Linked DNA regions of Homo sapiens: region 1 is linked to region 2. Evidence: read pairs that join two places in POLR2A ChIA-PET (ENCODE). Cell type or tissue: OCI-LY7. All regions are shown on one strand. Each heading gives the region's core, and the rest is flanking DNA. Links, peaks and the distances in the headings are about the cores only.

Region 1 (2,920 bases), core at 91-2,590, 92 kb before region 2:
CTTTCGGAGGGTCTTGTCCCACATTTGGACTCTTCAGAGGCCACGCCAAAGGACCCTTTCTACCAGGACCTCCATTTCTGAAGCTTCCTAGCATCCTCTCTGATGATCCCATACTGCCTTGCAGCTCTAAGAGACTCTGCGAAGAGACACATTGCTTTGGAGGAATCAGCCCCAGGCCAAAGCAACAAGCAACACCAGAGTCCTGCGGAGAGCTGAGAAGCAACTCGCCCACTCAGACATAGACACACAGATGGACAAACTGGGATGCAGTCCTGGATCTAAACAACTCTGCAACCTGCCTCCTGGGGACATTCACGCCCTTGCCACAGTTGCAGGAAGCTGGATCGGGCGTTTGGGGCTGGTGAGGGAAATACAGCAGCCTGGAAATGTCAATCAGTGTTTTTCTCAGACTTTAAGGCACTGGGAAGTGGGGCCAGGGAGGCGTCCACTGTTTCTCTAGTTGCCTCAGCCACAGCACCTACATTAAGGAGGCTGCAAAACTGGTTTCAATCTGACGTGGAAAAGATGTCTTTCAGCAATTGGTGATTATATGAATTGCCACTCCCTTCGATGGAAGCTGCCTTGGAAATAAAGGCAGTTGCCCTAGTGAGTTCAGTGTGGTTTTGTCAGTCTTCTAGCTGCAGTCTTTCACTCAAACATTTGAGACCCTGCTAGGGAGAGCTCAGAGGATCCCAGTGTTGGGATTAATGAGTCACCCTCACTGTCACAATCACCTCAGGCCTCGTCATTTTATGTAATGTGACTCTGTGTCACTTCTCACCACTATGGGGCTGGAGAATCCTTTTCTCTTTAAAACACTACATTAGACCTTTTCAACTTAACACCAGACTCTTAGACACCCTGTGCATGCCTGCAAAAGGGCTGATTTGAGACAACACTGAGATCCTGTGTTCAGGGCTGGATGGCGAAGTTCAGCCTCCCCCGTGACACTGACGTGGCACAGTTGAGTCTCGGTGGCCTGGTGAGGGGTCCATCCATGATTCCATCAGTCCAGACGAAAGCTCAATGGGAAAACGCTATTCTTCTTTTTTTTTTTTTTTTTTTTTTTTTTTTTTTTTGAGACCGAGTCTCACACTGTCGCCTGGGCTGGAGTGCAATGATGCGATTTTGGCTCACTGCAACCTCCACCTCCCAGTTTCAAGCGATTCTCCTCCCTCAGCCTCCCAAGTAGCTGTGATTACAGGCGCCTGCCACCATGCCTGGCTAATTTTTTGTATTTTTAGTAGAGATAGGGTTTCACTATGTTGGCCAGGCTGGTCTCGATCTCCTGACTTCATGATCCACTCGCCTTGGCCGCCGCGCCCGGCCTGGGAAAATACTATTCTTAAAAACACGTTTGTGAATGTGTTTTCATTACATCCCTAAGATTTTTTTCCACTTACTGAAGAAATTGGATAATTGCATGAATAACCTTTTTATTTTTTAAATATGCCCTTACTCTTAGGACCCCTGCGCTCTCCTTCCTTCACCTCATCTGGCACATTTTCATGAAGAGAACGATTTACAGCCACTGCAGTTCTCTCGTTTGTAGCCTCCATCACCATAAAAAGTGAAAATCGAAAACTCTTGGGTGGAAATTAATGTAGATACAACATTACTACAATTCTTTTATGGCGTATATAACCATAATAGCATTTTCAGTGGGAAAAGCAAAAATAAATAGAAGGGCAAATGATGTTAATTTCCATTTGCAGCAAACGCATAATCAGATCAATTATCTGATCCTTGGGGAAAAAGTAAGTTGTCATTGATTGGTGGGGTGAAGCCTTCTCTGAATGTCCATGACAGAGTGAGATACTTATGGTGTTGTACATTGAAAGCAGTCAATGAGGGGGTGTGGGTTGGGGGCTACCTCACGCCTTCCTCTGGACAGCAGGGCAGTAAACCAAAGCATCTTCTTCTCCCTTCATTGGCCATGTGGCTTTAGGCAAGTGGCTTAACCATTTGGAGCTTGATTTCCACATCTGCTAACTGGGGATAATAAAAGTATCCACCTCATAGCATTGTAAGGTTAAATAAATTGATCCATAGAATGCACTTAAAGTGGCGTGAGGCACTTAGTAAACCCTTGAAAAATGTTTGCTTATCATTTATTATTATTTTAATTATTATTCATGATGCAAGGTAAAGAACAACGTTTGGACTTAGATAATGAAAATCCAAATTTAAGCTCCACTACTTTCTTGCCTTGTGATCTTGGGCAAATTAACCACTCTCAGCCTCAGTTTTCTGATCTGTAAAACAGGGCTCTATCTAATGTATAGAAGTGTGCAGATGAAGTGGGGTAAGAAATGCAAGAGCACTATGTAACTGAATGTGAGACCTCACCAATGTGCCTTTCTCCTGGGGACATCAGAGACCCACAGGAGGGGACTGCTCCATCGAGACCGCCCTGGGATGTGGCTGGCACATAGCCATCCCTGTCCTGGCATGCAGCAGTGAGGATGCTTACTTTCCCAAACTGTTAACCACAGGCCACACAGGTGTCACCAGGTGTGACCCTTAGCAATGTCCTCCTCAGCTTCTCTTTGCAGCTCTGGGGCCAGGTCAGAGAATGGCAAGGCACAAGGAGGTAGATACTTGATTCGGAAATGCCCTAGATTTCAGAGCATCCAGCTTCACAGGACTCCCCTGCCTGGGTGTGTGTGTGTGTGCTCTGTGTCACAGATTTTCATCTCGAGAGTCCCATAACTGGTGAGTATGACCACCAGGAATTCTAGGGAGGAAATGGGGCTCCACAGAAAGTAAACAAGGACATGCAGTTCTTTATACAAATATCCTGCATGAACACTCCAAACATCCTTTTTATTTTTTTGCCATGAATGGGAAAAGCTTTTTTTCTCTTTTTTTCTTTTTCGTGTTTTTTTCTTTTGTTTCAAATTCTTCTCTTGGCTCATTG
Region 2 (2,920 bases), core at 219-2,718:
AATAAATACATGTACAAATGAGCTAGACATTTTCTTGAACCTGTGCTGTTTTGGTAACACCTGTGTTTTTGTTATCGCCGGGGTCTGGTTTGTCTAATTAAGAAAGTAGATCTCCTTGAAACCACTGGCCAGGCCTTTGGATGGCCATCAGGTATGCCCACATATCATCACGGGTAAAGGGGAGGGGGCCTATTCTGTCATTGAAAGGACAGTCGCTTCCCTCGTACTGTGTCCACACCCAGCCCTGTAAGGCCAAGTGTTCTGTGGCCTGTCAGGATGGCGTTGAGTTTCTTGGCGGAATTTGTGTTTACATTGACCTCCCTGGCAGCTTTAATCTTGCCCACTTTCAAAATAGTATCCTTTCCCAACACATTTATACAATGAAATTCCTTCGGTATGTTCTTGCTGTGAATATCTTCCCAGACATAATATTTATCCTGTCACAATCTGGGTTATTGCATATTTGTGTAATGTTAGTTGCTTAAGGCATTTTCATTCTTAAATTATTCTACATTATTTGGGCTAAAGTGTGGGAGGTTGCCCTTCAGGTGAGTGGAAGACTGTGGTCAAGAGGAAGGGAAGGTACATTTAGGGAAGGATAAACGGTACTGATATTCTAAACAAAGAGACATGGCTTGGCTTTATGTAGCGGTTGTTACCAAGAGATGATCTGAATGACTCGCAGTATTATCGTAGGATCCCAGTCCTTCTCTATTCTATTAACAGATTCATATAATAGAAGAAGGAAAAATTCATCTGACCACCCCAGAGTTGTTTCACGGGTAATGTTCATGGTATAAACTGGCAGTCAGATCTCCTGGAGAGAATATAAGGAAAAGACATGAGTTATATTAAAATCAACTCTCCCATTTTCCCACTTTCTTCTGTTACATACTGATCTACACTTTAAAATAATATATATACTGAAATCTGTATTCAGATCTCATTGCAAGCAAATATAGATGAATAAAGACCCAGTCTCTGATATACCAAGCCTCAACCAGCCCTAACAAATGCTGCTTTTCGACGGGCAGGTCAAAAGCTTGCCTCCATGATCTGATGTAGAATTCATCTCTAGAGACCAAGTTTCTCATTTCGGTTTCACATTTGCCAATAAAAGGATAGCAACACTTTCCTAAAGCAAGTTGCTCCCTGCCCTGCTTAAAGCCTGGGGTGGCCCAGTCATGGCAAGGACCAGCAGGAAAAGCTTTCTTGAAAACTGCTTGTGCTTGCAACAGGCAGTTTCGCAGTTGATCCCTTCATAGTTTTCTTGCTGATTTTGTGAAGTGTCAGGCATTGCTGATGGCGTCACACAGCTTTTTTAAATTGAGGTTATTTGTATGAACAATATTTTATAGTTTGATGGGCAGAAGCTGTACTTCTCTCCACCCACCCTCAACCCCTTCCTTGCCAGCCGGCTTGTGTTTGGTGGAGGCATTTCTTTTTGGTCGGGACAGAAGACTATCAATCAGAAAGTGCCTGCAAGAGAAATAATGGTTGAGTGATTTTTAGAGCTTCCTGTTTCAGCAACAAGCATTATAGACATAAACAGTGATCCAGCCAACGGCTGCAACCCTGCTCTGGTTCTAATAAATCAGTTTTGTATTTTCTTTTTTGTGCTGGTTGGCAAGGGGCAAGAGAGGGTGGAGAAGGTTGGCTAAAGAAGAACATATTCTGTGTTTCTGGTTTTTTTGTTGTTTTTTTTTTAAGGAAAAATTACTTGTTGACAAGGAGAGATGGTGTACTGTCTTTTTTTTTTTTTTTTTTTTTTTTTGAGACAGAGTTTCCCTCTTGTTGCCTAGGCTGGAGTGCAGTGGTGTGATCTCAGCTCACTGCAACCTCCACCTCCCAGGTTCAAGCGATTCTCCTACCTCGGCCTCCCAAGTAGCTGGGGATTACAGGCATCCACCACCACGCCTGGCTAATTTTGTATTTTTAGTAGAGACGAGGTTTCACCATGTTGACTGGGCTGGTCTTGAACTCCTGATCTCGGGTGGTCCACCTGCCTTGGCCTCCCAAAGTGCTGGGATTACAGTCGTGAGCCACCGTACCTGGCCGGTGTACTGTCTTAAGGCTGTTTTCTTTCTGTAGATGATTATGACACAAGTTCAGATCAGTAAAGAGATGTTTATGAATAATCATATACTGTCAATATGGGGAGAGTGTATGCTTTTGAAGGCTTCATTGATTCTTAGCCAGTGGAGTGTGTGTGCGTGTGTGTGTGCGTGTGTGCAAGGGGGAGAGAGAGAGAGAGAGAGAGAATGAGAATATCCATACTTCCATTGAGAGACTTCTTGGGCCAAATTATCTTTGAGGACTAAATTCATGCTAATAACATCTTCTCATCTAAAGCCCAAATAAAGCAATTAATGGAAATTAATAAGTGAGCAGTGTGGATTTAATGAGCTGCCTATGAATACTATGACATGCGCTCGTTTTGTCGGCTCCCTGGCGGGGCATGGGGACAGATCGCAGCACTTCAACGTCTGTATTTATAAACATGCATTCCTGGACTTCAGGCAGCGCGCATACTCCATCATTGGTTCTGCTGTGAGTCCTACATTCAACGGAGATGTATTTTGATCTCTGTTGAAGACAGAGCAATCGACGGCATTCAGTTTGCACTGCACTGATTTGGGATTCCAGTACATTGCCCAGTCCCTGTTAGTCTATATTGGGCAGCATGTCCCATTCAGGAGCTCCATTTGACATCACCGAACGTTCTCCAATGAAGGTGTCAGGCAGTTGAGGTCCATAGAGGAATCCCAGCAACTTCCTTTGAGAGGCTCACGGCCATTCTGCTGCTAGACTGAAAATGCGTTTCCTCTGATTTCCTTAGTGAGGAAGCATTCATTTAGGAGCCATTTAAACTGTGTTTTTCTCAAAGAAGATGTAAGTACATTTCCTGTTTATTTCTCAA

What was found. ChIA-PET counts read pairs that join two places held together with the same protein. Peaks named below come from ENCODE experiments on the same cell type or tissue, not always from the same donor. Only the 100,000 strongest peaks of a DNase experiment are listed, where the experiment ranks them.
Region 1: POLR2A ChIA-PET joins it to region 2 with 10 read pairs; 5 of 35 experiments call an interaction of 5 or more read pairs at or near these places.

The regions. Positions count from the first base shown.
Region 1 is chr21:34,965,479-34,968,398 of GRCh38, reverse strand. All of the region lies in intron 2 of RUNX1 (RUNX family transcription factor 1), which reads left to right. Among named protein-coding and RNA genes, the nearest start is that of RUNX1-IT1, 72 kb to the left of the region's middle. In OCI-LY7, for the core only: no CTCF peak of the experiment used is centred there; no DNase peak of the experiment used is centred there.
Region 2 is chr21:34,873,465-34,876,384 of GRCh38, reverse strand. The region is part of intron 5 of RUNX1 (RUNX family transcription factor 1); the gene reads left to right. All of the region lies in intron 1 of RUNX1-AS1 (RUNX1 antisense RNA 1), which reads right to left. Among named protein-coding and RNA genes, the nearest start is that of RUNX1-AS1, 39 kb to the right of the region's middle. In OCI-LY7, for the core only: no CTCF peak of the experiment used is centred there; a DNase peak (open chromatin) is centred at 1,504; H3K4me3 peaks cover 733 bases; H3K27ac peaks cover 911 bases.